Regions from separate parts of the Homo sapiens genome. Here region 1 is linked to region 2. A link is an interaction called in ENCODE POLR2A ChIA-PET data of the cell type or tissue named here. Cell type or tissue: HCT116. All regions are shown on one strand. Links, peaks and the distances in the headings refer to the core of each region. The heading gives the core; the rest is flanking DNA. Region 1 has its middle 5.8 kb from the start of CYB5B. Region 2 has its middle 35 kb from the start of MIR1538.

What was found. Peaks named below come from ENCODE experiments on the same cell type or tissue, not always from the same donor. Only the 100,000 strongest peaks of a DNase experiment are listed, where the experiment ranks them.
Region 1: POLR2A ChIA-PET joins it to region 2 with 6 read pairs; 8 of 35 experiments call an interaction of 5 or more read pairs at or near these places.

The regions. Positions count from the first base shown.
Region 1 is chr16:69,415,243-69,422,368 of GRCh38, reverse strand. No RefSeq gene overlaps it. Among named protein-coding and RNA genes, the nearest start is that of CYB5B, 5.8 kb to the left of the region's middle. In HCT116, for the core only: no CTCF peak of the experiment used is centred there; no DNase peak of the experiment used is centred there; H3K27ac peaks cover 4,855 bases.
Region 2 is chr16:69,526,816-69,533,941 of GRCh38, reverse strand. No RefSeq gene overlaps it. Among named protein-coding and RNA genes, the nearest start is that of MIR1538, 35 kb to the left of the region's middle. RefSeq lists enhancers at 2,982-3,276, 2,856-3,565, 2,835-4,034, 4,022-4,316. In HCT116, for the core only: no CTCF peak of the experiment used is centred there; DNase peaks (open chromatin) are centred at 3,131 and 4,191; H3K4me3 peaks cover 2,274 bases; H3K27ac peaks cover 4,235 bases.

The sequences.
Region 1 (7,126 bases), core at 658-5,657, 110 kb after region 2:
TTAGAATTTCAAATAAGTAAGTTACAAGAATAATACAATGAATGACCATATACTTTTAGCTTAGGTTTACCAACTGTTAATATTTTTCAATATTTGATTTTTTCCATATTATTTTGATCATTGTTGTTAATAATGCTGAACTATTTCAGATATCACCACCCTTTACAGCCAAATAATTCTACATGTATCTTCTAAAAATAAGAACATATTGTCACGTAACTGCAGTATGAATTTCAAATTCAGAGAATTTAACATTCACACAAAATTATTATCTAACATACTCTCCATATTATTTTCCATTATTGCATTCATGTCCTTTGTGAAATTTTAGTGTGCCTGTATGACCCAGGATCCAGTTCAGGATCATGTATTGCACTTAGCTAAGTCTCTTGAGTCCCCTTTAATCTAGAACATTTCCTTAACTTTGCTTTTGCTTTCATGACATTGACATTTTTAAATAGTATAGCCTCAAATTGAATTTTACACTGAAAAATTATTGTGACCTAAATGTTTTGGTTATAAATTTATATTTACAATTGATAGCACATGTTAGCCAGAAAGTCTGGCTTGGAATACCTGTCCCTGCCACTCACAAACTTGGTGACCTTGGGCAGGTTTCTTAGCCTCTTTTTTTCCATGTGGATACCCACTTGTTCCTGCACCATTTGATGAAAACACAATTCCCCCTTGAATTGTTTTCCTGTATCTGTCGAAAATTGATTGATCATATAAGTGTGGTTCTCCTTCTGAAATTTCTACTCTGTTCCGATGACTTATTTGTTTATCCTTGTGCCAATTCCACAGTCTTGATTATTGTAAGGCACTAAATCAGGTAATATAAGTCTTATAGCTTTGCTCTTAACTTTTGAAAATTATTTTTGCTATTCTAGATCCTTTGTATTTCCACATACATTTTTTTTTTTCACTCTCATCACCCAGACTGGATGGAGTGCAATGGCACAATCTCAGCTCACTGCAACCTACACCTCCCGGGTTCAGAGTAGCTGGGATTACAGGCCCCCACCACCACACTTGGCTAATTTTCATATTTTTAGTAGAGAGGGGGTTTCACCATGTTGGCCAGGCTGGTCTCAAACTCCGGACCTCAGGTGATCCGCCCACCTCGGCCTCCCAAAGTGCTGGGATTACAGGCATGAGCCACCATGCCCGGCCCCACACACAATTTAAAATCAGCTTGTTGACCAAGTGATCAAATTAAAACATCTCCATAATAAATCATGTTGACAGCATGTACCCCCGGTGTGATGTGATGAAAAGGGCATGTTGCCACTGTGGCATTCTTCCACAAAATCCATAACCATAGTCCAAGCATGGGAAAAACATCAGGTAAACCCAAACTGAGGGACATTCTACATAATGCCTGACCAGTACTCCTCAAAACTGACAAGCTCATAAAAAAAAAAAAAAAAAAAGGAAAGATTGAGAAATTGTCACAGACTCAAGTAAACTAAGGAGACATGACAATTAAACGCAGTATAGTATCCTGGACTGGATCCTAGAACAGAAAAAGGGCACTGGGGAAGAATTAGTGAAATCCAAATAAAACAGTAAGGTGCCAGTGTTGATTTCTTACTTTTGACAAACATATTATGGTAATGTAAAATGCTATCTTTATGGAAAATTGAGTGAGTATACAGAAACTCATTGTATTATTTTTGCAACTTTTCTGTAAATCTAAAATTATTACAAAAAAAGTTATTATTTTTTGCTGGGCACTGTGGCTCATTCCTGTAATCCCAGCACTTTGGAGGCTGAGGCACAAGGATTGCTTGAGCTCAGGAGTTCAAGACCAACCTCGACAACATAGCAAGACCTCATCTCTTTTTTTTTGAGACGAGTCTCACTCTGTCACCCAGGCTGGAGTGCAGTGGCATGATCTAGGCTCAGTACAACCTCCGCCTCCCGGGTTCAAGCAATTCTCCTGACTCAGCCTCCTGAGTAGCTGGGATTACAGGTGCCCACGACCATGCCCAGCTAATTTCTTTGTATTTTTAGTAGAGACAGGGTTTCACCATGTTGGCCAGGCTGGTCTTGGACTCCTGACCTCAGGAGATCCGCCTACCTCGGCCTTCCAAAATGCTGAGATTACAAGCGTGAGCCACTGTGCCTGGCCTGCAAGACCTCATCTCTTTAAAAAAATGTAAAAATTAGCTGGGCATGGTGGTGGGCACCTATAGTCTCAGCTGCCTGGGAGGCTGAGGCAGGAGGATTGCTTGAACCCAGGAGTTGGAGGCTACAGTGAGCTATGATTGTGCCACTGCACTGCAGCCCGGGTGGCAGAGTGAGACCCTGTTTCTAGAAGAAAAAAAAAAAAATCAGCTTCTTAATTTTACAAAAGTGCTTATAGATGAATTTACAGAAAAAAGACACCTTAAAAACCTTACATTTCATGAACCATTTACTTCAGTTTAATTTGTAGTTTTCAATGTAGACATCTTTAGCATCTTTTATTAAATTTATTTCTAAATGTTTCGTTTTTTAATGCCCCTATAAATGAAATTATTTCATTTTCCAATTGTTTGCTGCCAGTCTAGATAAATATAATTGATTTTGTACATTGACTTACTATCTTATACCTTGCCAAATTCACTTATAGTTCCTGTAATTATTTTATGGATTTCTTAGAATTATCTATGTAATAAATATGTCGTCTGCTAATAGAGACAGCTTTGCTTCCACCTTTCTTCCCAATCTGTATGCCTCTTTTTTCCTTGCCTTGTTGCACTGGCTAGGACTTTCAGTACAGTGTTGAATAGAAATGGTGAAGTTAGCATCCCTGTCTTGTTCCTAATCTTAGGAGGAAAGCATTCAGTCTTTCACAATTTAATATAATTTTTCAGTAGATGTCTTTTATCAGCTTGAGGATCTTGAGGATCTAGTTTCCTGAGTTTGTTTTATTTTTATTTTGTTTTTATTAAGAAAGGGTGTTGAATCCTGTTGAATATTTTTTCTTTTCTTTTCTTTTCTTTTTTTTTTTTTTTTTTTTTGGTTGTTGTTGTTGTTGTTGAGACAGGGTTTTGCTCTGTGGCCCAGGCTGAAGTGCAGTGGCACGATCACAGCTCACTGCAGTCTCAACCTCCCGGGCTTGCAAGCAATCCTTCCACCTCAACCTCCCAAGTAGCTGAGACCACAGGCTCCCACCATCACACCCGGCTAATTTTTGTATTTTTTGTAGAGACAGGGTTTTGCCGTGTCGCCCAGGCTGGTCTCAAACTCCTGAGCTCATGTGATACACCCACCTCAGCCTCCCAAAGTGCTAGGATTACAGGCATAAGCCACTGTGCCTGGCCTGTTGAATATGTTTTATACATCTATCAGAATGATCATATTATTTTCCTCCTTTATTCCGTTAATATGGTGAATTACACTGAATGGTTTTCAAAAACTTAACCATCTGGCCGGGCGTGGTGGCTCATACCTGTAATCCCAGCACTTTGGGAGGCCGAGGCGGGCAGATCATGAGGTCAGGAGATTGAGACCATCCTGACTAACACGGTGAAACCCCGTCTCTACTAAAAATACAAAAAATTAGCCAGGCATGGTGGCACGCACCTGTAGTCCCAGCTACTTGGGAGGCTGAGGCATGAGAATCGCTTGAACCCGAGAGGCGGAGGTTGCAGTGAGCCGAGATTGCACCACTGTGCTCCAGACTGGGCGACAGAGCAAGACTTCATCTCAAAAAAAAAAAAAAAAAAAAAAAACTTAACAATCTTTGCATTCCTGAGATAAATCCCACTTTGGTTATGATGCTAATCTTGTTTATTGAATTCAATTTGCTAATATTTTAAAAGGATCTTTGCATTTATATTCATGAAGAATATTGGTCTGTAATTTTCTGTTCTTGAAGGTCTTTGATAGTTTTTTCAAGCTCTTTGACAAATATTTACTGGGTAGCTACAGTAAAGCATTGTGGTGACATGAGAATTAAACAAAATTCTTAGCACACTGCCTATCACAGAGAGTCCCCAGTAAATGCTAGCTATTTTGGGGGTTATTATTTCTAGATGCTGAAAAATGAAACCCAGTTCTTGAGGAAATTTACAAGGAAGATGGCACTTACCATATAAAACAAGTTTAACATGAACATTTTACTATTGCTGTTTTTACAAGTTAGAAAATTCTCTCCCCAGGCTGGATGACAATCAGTGTGAATTCTGTAATTTACCTCAGATAACAGTACCTTAGCGTGTGAGACACTGCTCCACCAGGGTTGTTATTTACCTTGCAAGCTCATTTTATTGCTTTTGTATAAACAGGAAATGGTCAAGGCAAACACTGTGCATGCTCCTTGAGAACAGAGCAAGAAGCGAGGATGCTGTCCCAGTTTTTGCAGCCATCGGGCATGCCCTGTGTTCTCATACCCTTTTGAGGCGGCAGCGGGAAGGAATGTTCCCTTTTCCTCTTCCAGGAATGAAATACAATGAGGTGGCCCTCCAATCTGTTCTTGCCCTTCTCAAGATATTATGTTCCCTGGCAACCTACTCTTTGCTCCTGCCAGAGGGAAGACAAACTTCTAAAGCTGTCACACTCCAACACTCTTTCCCTTCCCAAGGCCAGGCTTGAGTCATCCAGTGTTTGGGAAGCTTCAGGAAGTCCTTGCAAAGTTAGGAACCTATATCCTCCAGGGGACAGCCTCAGGGGTGTTTGGTTGTCAGCATTCTGGAGTAGATCCCACCCCCAAGTCAGCCAGATCTTCCCGGCCCGTTAGGTGGCCTCTTCTGGAGTTTCATCCAAGACCATCCTGTCAGTCTTATCCAGTGAGGTCCAACCCCCACCAGCCCAGCCCAGCTTCTAGGAGTGAAAGAAACTATAGGCTGATGCAAAACAGCCATTGGCAAGAATGCTTTCCACCCTGGGTTGCTTTTCCTGGCTTCAGAACAGTCGCTGTTCTTCCTTCCAGTGTTTGCTAGCTTATTTTTAATAGGTAATAAATACAATTCACTTTTATTTATCCCTTCCACAGCCCTTCCCTTTTTATACAAAGCATAGCTTATTATAGATAAACTTAATTGTTTTATTTGTTGCTTTATTCGCTTAAAATTTTTCTTCAAGTTCATTCAATATCTTTATTTATTTATTTATTTATTTACCGAGACAGAGTCTCGCCCTGTCACCCAGGTTGGAGTGCAGTGGCACGATCTTGGCTCACTGCAACCTCCACCTCCCAGGTTCAAGTGATTCTCCTGCCTCAGCCTCCCAAGTAGCAGGGATTACAGACACAGGCCACCATGCCCGGCTAATTTTTGTAATTTTAGTAGAGACGGGATTTCACCATGTTGGCCAGGCTGATCTCTAACTCCTTGCCTCAAGTGACCTGCCTGCCTTGGCCTCCCAAAGTGCTGGGATTACAGGCTCAATATCATTTTATTCTTTTATTATTTTAATTTATTATTATATATATTTTTTTGAGACAGAGTCTCTGTCGCTAAGGCTGAGTGCAGTGGCGCAATCTCAGCTCACTGCAACCTTGGCCCCCCAGGTTCAAACAATTCTCCCGCCCCAGCCTCCAAGTAGCTGGGATTATAGGCACACTCCACCACACCCACCTAATTTTCGTATTTTTAGTAGAGATGGCATTTCACCATGTTGGCCAGGATGGTCTCAAACTCCTGACCTCACCATGTTGGCCAGCCTGGGTGACAGAGCAAAACTCCAACTCAAAAAGAAAGAAAAAAACTGGCCCACAAATATTCATAGTAGCATTATTTGTAATAGCCAAAAAGTGGAAACAATCTAAATGTCCATCAATTAATGCATGGATAAATAAAATATGGTTGTATCCTTAAAATGGAATAGTATTCAGCAACAAAAATAGCATGCTAAAACATGGTGAAAACATCATGCTAAGTGAAAGAAGCCAGTCACAAAAGATCACATTCTATATGATTTTATTTATAGGAAATTTCTAAAAGGGGCACATCTCCAGAAAAAGAAAGTAGATTTAGTGGTTGCCTAGGACTGAAAGAGTTGGGGGGAAATGGGGAGTGACTGCTAATGGGTAAGAGTTTTCTTTTGGGAAAGATAAATATGTTCTAAAATTAAATTGAATCTCATAAATTTGCATAATTATTATGTATCAAAAATAATAAAATAAAATTAGATTGTAATAATGATTGCACAACCCTGTGACTATACTAAAAAAAATTCAGTTTTACAAGATAAATGGTAAATTGTATGGTATGTGAGTTATATCTCAATAAAGCTGTTAAAATCACAAACGAAACCTAGATATAGTGTTAGAAGTCTGGATTCAGTGTTGCAGAAAAGTCATGAAGGGGAGGAGGGAGAGTGATTTAAAAATATTGAAAGGCTGCAACCCCTGTCAGGTGCAGAGCCAATGAGTAAATGGATGTAAAAAGACTTTAAAATTGTGAAGCTCTTTACAATATAAGGGATTCTTTTTACTTTTTTTATTCTTTTTTTTTTTTCTTTCTTTTAAATGGGTTCTTGCTGTGTTGCCCAGGCTGGAGTGCAATGCCAAGATCTCAGCTCACTGCAACCTCTGCCTCCTGGGTTCAAGCGATTCTCCAGCCTTAGCCTCCTGAGTCGCTGGGACTACAGGCATGCCCCACCATGCCCAGCTAATTTTTGTATTTTTAGTAGAGACAGAATTTCACCATGTTGGCCAGGATGGTCTCGATCTCTTGACCTCATGATCCGCCCGCCTCAGCCTCCCAAAGTGCTGGGATTACAGGCATGAGCCACTGCACCCAGCTCTTTTTGTTTTTTTGAGATAGGGTCTCACTCTCTTGCCCTGGAGTGCAGTGGCATGGTCATAGCTCACTGCAACCTCGAACTCCTGGGTTCAAGTTATTCTTCTGCCTCAGCCTCCCAAGTAGCTGGGTCTACAGGCATGTGCCACCATGCCCGGCTAATTTATTTTATTTTTAGAAGAGACATGTTCTCCCTATGTTGCCCAGGCTGGTCTCAAACTTCTAGGCTCAAGCAATCCTCCTGCCTCGGCCTTCCAAAGTGCTGGGATTACAGGCATGAGCCACAGCGCCTGGCCAGATTCTTTTTGTTAAAGATAATCTAACACATAGATTACATGACTGTCACTGTCTTTACTACAGTCTGCTGGGCAAAGGCCACTTCGATAAGTCAT
Region 2 (7,126 bases), core at 1,187-6,186:
GGCACAGGACTCCAGGAGAAAAGGAGTCCAGGAAAAGATAGAAATGCTCTTTAAAGGGCATCACGATATAGGACATGTGTGCAATTAGCTCAGTCTTGAAAAGCTTGATGTAAGATTAAAAAAAAAAAAATCACCAGCATCCTTAATTGTGTACACATTTGTTGAGTGCTTACTATACGCAGACACTGGAGACTCAATGATGGAGAGAAAACGTTCCTATCTTTCTGAGCAATGCAGTCTGCATAAGAAGGCATTGTTGGCCAGCACAATGGCTCACACCTGTAATCCCAGCACTTTGGGAGGCAGAGGCAGGCGATCACTTGAGGTCAGGAGTTCAAGACCAGCCTGGACAACATGATGAAACCCCATCTCTACCAAAAATACAAAAAAATAGCTGGGCGTGGTGGCACATGCCTGTAATCCCAGCTACTCGAGGGGCTGAGGCAGGGGAATCGCTTGAGCCCGGGAGGTGGAGGTTGCAGTGAGCTGAGGTCACACCATTGCACTCCAGCCTGGACAACAAAGTGAGACTCTGTCTCAGAAAAAAAGAAAAACAAAGAAGTAATTGCTCTATCTAGTCTGTGGGTAGCATCAAATGACTGAGTTAGGAAAGATTTTCTCCATCTGATAATACTTAGAGGGGTGGTTCTCCAAGTGGGGTGATGTTCCCCGCAGGGGACATTTGGCAATGTCTGCAGACATTTTTGAATGTCACTTCTGGGGGGCGGGGGAGGAGTGCTTCGGGCACCTAGTGGTAGAGGTCAGGATAGTAAACATCCGACAAAGTACAGAACACCTCCTAAAACAAAGAATTATGTGGCTCAAATATCAATAGCGCTGAGATGGATAAACTCTGACTTAGACCATCAGGATTCTTTCTTGGAAGTTACAGAGTTACGTTTCATGGTGGGAATGGGGAGGGAGTGTCCCACAAGGAGATGGCAGCCTTGCAGAGACGTGAGTGCAGGAGGGAAAAGGATTTACCTGGGTGATCGGGAAGCTTGTTAGGCAAAACTATGGGTGGAGACAGTCCCAATTTACTGAGAATGCTACTCCAAACGTTAATTTGTAAATTGCTTCTTTGGCATATCTTGGATCCCTTCCATGCCTCCTTCCAGAAGGAGACCATATGTTAAAAATGAAAGGCTCTGGAGATAAAATCAAAAGACCTGGGTTGAATCTCAACTTCATAATCATGAAAATCATTTTACTTTTCTAAGCCTCAGTTCCCACTTTTGAGAAGTGGGGATGCAAATGCTACCCCTCCCACTGCTGAGAAGAGAACAGTTGTTTGGGCTGCTTGGCTCTGGATACAGGCTCATGTGTAACTCTGACATTGTATGTTTATAACATATCAATAAATGAAAAGGGTGGTTATAAAGCAGTACATATTGTATGCATCCAATTTTTGTTCAATGTGAATGTCTGCTGAGAAAATAGTCGGGAAGTAATTATATCAAACAGCTAACATAAATTGTTCTTGAATGGCCAGAAACAAAAACCAAACCAAAACACGAACCAATATATTACCTTTGGTATTAGATAATAAATACATGTTATTGAAATTCATAAAAGTTATCTTTTTCAAAAGAGATTTTATGATATGAGAAATACTTAGGATGTAATTTAAGCAAAAACAAAAGCAAGTTAGAAATTGCATGAACTTGCCAGACAAGGCTCATGCCTGTAATCCCAGAACTTTGGGAAGGAGGATTGCTTGAGGCCAGAGTTCGAGACCAGCCTGGACAACACAGTGAGACCCCACCTCTAAAAAAATGAAAAAGAAATTAGCCAAGTATGGCAGCATACATCTGTAGTCCAGCTACTTGGGAGGCTGAAGCTGGAGGATCACTTGAGCCTAGAAGGTCAAGGCTGCAGTGAGCCATAATCATATCACTGCACTCCAGCCTGGGTGACAGAGTAAGACCTTGCCTCAAAAAAAAAAAAAAAGGGGTTGCACAGGCTTGCACTGTTCAACATGGTAGTCACCAGCCCCACGTGCCTACTGAACACTTGAATGTGGCTAACTCTGAATTCAGATGTGCAAGCATGTAAAATATCTCATTTTTAATTTAATAATCATAAAAATTGCTAAATGTTTATATTGATTATATGATAAAATGATATTGTTGAAATATTTGGTTGAATATAATATATTGTGCAGTGGCTCATGCGTGTAATCCCAGCACTGTGGGAGACCAGGGCGGGCGGATCACCTGAGGTCAGGAGTTTGAGACAAGCCTGACCAACATGGCGAAACCCCGTCTCTACTAAAAATATAAAAATTCAGCCAGGTATGGTGGCAGGCACCTGTCATCCCAGCTACTCAGGAAGTTAAGGCAGAAGAATCGCTTGAACCCAGAGGTTGCAGTGAGTCAAGATCATGCCACTACACTACAGCCTGGGTGAGACTCCATCTCAAAAAAAAAAAAAAAAAAAAAAAAAAAAAAAAAAAATATATATATATATATATATATATATACACACACACACACATACACACACACACAATTTCACCTGTTTTTATTTTTCTTTAATGAGGCTTCTGAAGCATTTTAAATTACATATATGGTTCACACCTGTGGTTTGCATATTTCCTTTGAATAGTGCTGATATAGACTGCAGAAACTTGACTATATAATGAAAAAATACAGAGAAAAAAAATAGAATGGAAAAATACCAAACTCATCACTGTGATAAAGTTTAAACGATAGGATTATAGGTGATTTTTTCTGCTTCTTTGCATTTTTCTGCACTTTCAAATATTCTACGGGGTCCAGATCTCCCTGTGATAATTTGGAAAAGGGCAAAAGGAGTCTAGAATCTCTCCTGTACTCCTGGGGCAAAAACTATTCTTCCTTAAAAAGATTACATCTTATGGGGACTGTTATTTTGTGAATTAAAAAATGGGGTGCCAGCTAGTCTCCATGGTTCTGGGTATGACGGAGAAGGTCCCACATTCTGATCCCTGCTCTGGGCGAGGAGGGGCATCTTCCTCCTGCCTTCCCCACAGAGAAGGAACCAAGGGTATGAGAACTATGAGAAGCAGCTCCGTGGATGCTCAGAACATCCCTGGGCAAGGAAGTGAGTCATCCGGTGAGTCAGCCCCGCCGCCCTGCTTTCATTCTTGGGATTGTTCCATGTCACTGCTCCTCTCTGTTACCCTTTCCCCCCCACCCCCGCATCACATGTGTGGTCTCAAGGCAGCCCAGGCAAATCGCACTAAGAAGGGCTCCTGGGTGCTCAGCACCTAAAGTGGGTCATTCATGGCACTGCCTGCGGTCACCCACAAGCTCGCCTCTTACTCTCATGTCAACTCATCCGGCAAAGGTGTTATTAGCATTCCCATTTCACAGATGAGAAAACGAGACAGAGAGAGGAGAAATACTTGGCCAAGGGCTCACAGGTAGGAACAGACTGGGTCCTGAGATTCAAGTTCAGGCTGATTCCAAAGCATGTGTTTCCTAGAACTTTCATCTAGGTCTGCCACAAACAGGACTGGGAAGTAATATATTTTTTTTTTTTTTGAGACGGAGTCTTGCTCTGTCGCCCAGGCTGGAGTGCAGTGGCGCGATCTCGGCTCACTGCAAGCTCTGCTTCCTGGGTTCACGCCATTCTCCTGCCTCAGCCTCCCGAGTAGCTGGGACTACAGGCGCCCGCCACCACGCCCGGCTAATTTTTTTGTATGTTTAGTACAGACGGGGTTTCACGTGTTAGCCAGGATGGTCTTCATCTCCTGACCTCGTGATCCACCCGCCTCGGCCTCCTAAAGTGCTGGGATTACAGGCGTGAGCCATCGCGCCCGGCCAAGACTGGGAAGTAATTAACTTGTGTCTTCCAAGCCTCCATTGCCCTAGATTTCAGGAGCCTGAGACCTTCATAAGGTCTGATCGCTCTCTTACAAAACAGGTCTCTGGGAAAGAGTCTAAGAATCTGATATCAGACATTTACAACGAAGTATGAATTTAGGCCCATCATTACTCCTTCGGTGAAAACCTGCAATGTGAAGTCTTATTCCAATTGTGGGGTGAAAGACTAAAAGGAATGTCTACCACTGGAATACACACTGGGGAGATGTCTGGGGAAGAAAGGGCGTGTGCTTAGAGCTACTCTCTGTTGAACCGGACCAGGAGCCACCCTGGGCCATCTGCTCGGGAACGCAGTCTTGCTTCCAGTTTACTAAACCAGGTGGGTGGGGCCAAGGCCCAGGAAGCAGACGCTCATGTGATGTAGCTGCCACAAGAATCCCACCCCCTACAGATTCCTCCAGTGGAGAGTCACACCTAGGGATTAAGCATTTCCCTTTCTTTTCAACCTTTTGATTTTTTGGTAATTTAATGTTTTTATAGGTAATCTGTTCACATGGTTCAAAAATTATATACATTACACACACACACACACACACACAATTTTCTTTCTCTTTCCCTTACCAAGTCCTCCTTCTCCCTAATTCTTATCCCACTCCCACAGTCTCTGATGTTATTAGTTTCTTGTGTATCTTTCCAGAGTTTCTTTATGCATATACAATAAATGCACACATGCACACACAGCCACCCTTCTTTTTATACAAAAGTTTCAGGCTCTTTTTACAAAAGTAAAAATGCTACAGGGAAGAACACATTGCAATAAACACTTGAATTTAAAGGAATCTAGCCGGGCACAGTGGCTCACATCTGTAATCCCAGCACTTTGGGAGGCCAAGGCGGGCAGATCACCTGAGGTCGGGAGTTGGAGACCAGCCTGACCAACATGGAGAAACCCCGTCTCTACTAAAAACACAAAATTAGCCAGGCGTGGTGGCGCATGCCTGTAATCCCAACTACTTGGGAGGGTGAGACAGGAGAATTGCTTGAACCCGGGAGGCAGAGGTTGCTGTGAGCCGAGATTGCACTGCTGCACTCCAGCATGGGCAAGAAGAGCAAAACTCTGTCTCAAAAAAAAAAAAAAAAAAAAAAAAAAAAAAAAAGGAATCTATAGGTATTTTCTTTCTGGGGCCACTAACTAGGCCCCAGTTTTTTTTTCAGCTTTTGCGTTTTTAATGTCAGGTTTAATAATGCATAATGTACATGCAGTAAAATGTATCCTTTTTAGTGGGCAGTTCTGCAAGTTGTCACAAATGTATACAGTCTCACAGCCACTACTATGATCAAGATGCAAAAGGGCCCGGCGCAGTGGCTCACGCCTGTAATCCCAGCACTTTGGGAGGCCGAGGTGGGTGGGTCACATGAGGCCAGGAATTCGAGACCAGCCTGACCAATGTGGTGAAACCCCATCTCTACTAAAAATACAAAAATTAGCCGGGCATGGTGGCGCATGCCTGTAATTCCAGCTATTTGAGAGGCTGAGGCAGGAGAATTGCTTGAACCCAGGAGGTGGAGGTTGCAGTCAGCCAAGATCATACCACCGCACTCCAGCCTGGGCAACAGAGTGAGACGCCATCTCAAAAAAAAAGAAAAAAAGATAAAAAAGACTTCTCCCACCCCCACCACCAAATTCTTTGATGCCCCTTTGCAGTCTCCTCTATTGCCACCCCCAACCCCTAGCAACCATTGGTATGTTCTCTGTGCTTCTAGCTTTATGTTTTCTAGAATGTCTCATAGATGGAATCATACATCATTCCACAAAAATATGCACTCTTTTGTGTCTTGCTTTTCTCACTTGGCAGAGTGCATGTGAGATTCATCTCTGTTGTTGTTGCATATGTCGTGCATGTTAATAGTCTGTTTCTCGTTATTGGCGAGTTGTATTCCATTATTTGGATGTACCACAGTTTGTTTATCTGTATATCAGTTGAAGAGTTAAAGGACATTTGGACATTCATTTGGGTTGCTTGCAGTTGGAGGATATCATTTCCATTACTTCTCTTCTTTTTTTTTTTTTTTTTTTTGAGACGGAGTCTTGTTCTGTCACCCAGGCTGGAGTGCAACGGCATGATCTCGGCTCACTGCAACCTCCGCCTCCTGGGTTCAAGTGATTCTCCTGCCTCAACCTCCTGAGTAGCTAGGACAACAGGCGCCCGTCACCATGCCCAGCTGATTTTTTTTTGTATTTTTAGTAGAGACGAGGTTTCACCATGTTGGCCGGTCTCAAACTCCTGACCTCAGGTGATCCACCTGCCTCGGCCTCCCAAAGTGCTTGGATTACAGGCGTGAGCCACCCTGCCCGGCCTCTCTCTCTTTTTTTTTTTTTTTTTTTTTTTTTTAGTGATAGGGTCTCACTCTGTGGCCCAAACTGGAGTGCAGTGGTGCCATAATAGCTCACTGTAGCCTGAAACTCCTGGGCTCAAGCAATCCTCTCACCTCAGCCTCTCAAGTATTAATAGCTGGGATTACAGACACATCACTGCCCCTGGCCATCTCATTTTTAATCTTTATAATAGCCCCATGACTTGGACTCACTAGCCTCATCCTAGAGGGGAAATCTGAGGGCAGGAGAGGTTCAGTGGCCTGCCCTCCCACATCACTCAGTGGATAAGTGGCAGAGATGGGATCTGAATTCAGATTTGACAGGAAAAAACCTTCTGCTGGGAACGGCGATGTGATCCTGTCTTCCTGCCACTATGTTCAAAGGAGCCAAAGACACCTAAGCTGTAAGGGCTAAAGGTATTAATAAAACACAAACTTCTCTTTCTAATTTTGGCTCCCTTACAAGAATTCAGACTAGTGGTGAGAGGAAATACTAACAGGGGCCCCTCTAGGCTGGCAGCACGCTCTACTGCCTTGAGCCTACCAACTTTCCCAAAGGGAATGATTCCTAATGTTTTCGAGTGGGTATGGAATGTGCTCTTAAAAGTTTATAGTTCACTTAATACGCATCATCTCATCAAAGAACAACTTCACAGAGGGGTGGACCTGGCTCTCCCTGCAACCCACCTACAGAGCACGGACACCTGGTGAGCTTCGTGCTCAAGCCTATGAGTGACCCTTAGCATTTCCCTCAATTCTGAGCCGTACACCCCTCCCCTTGTGCAATGACAACCTGGCAATTCCATACGCCCTCCTGGCACGCCTGGATTGGCAGGGTGGTGGCCTGGAACGCCAGTCCTCCTCTTGGGAGTTTGTAAGGAATTAGGAGGGCCATATGAGCACCCAGAATGGGGCCTGGCACCCAGGAGACAGGCAGCAAA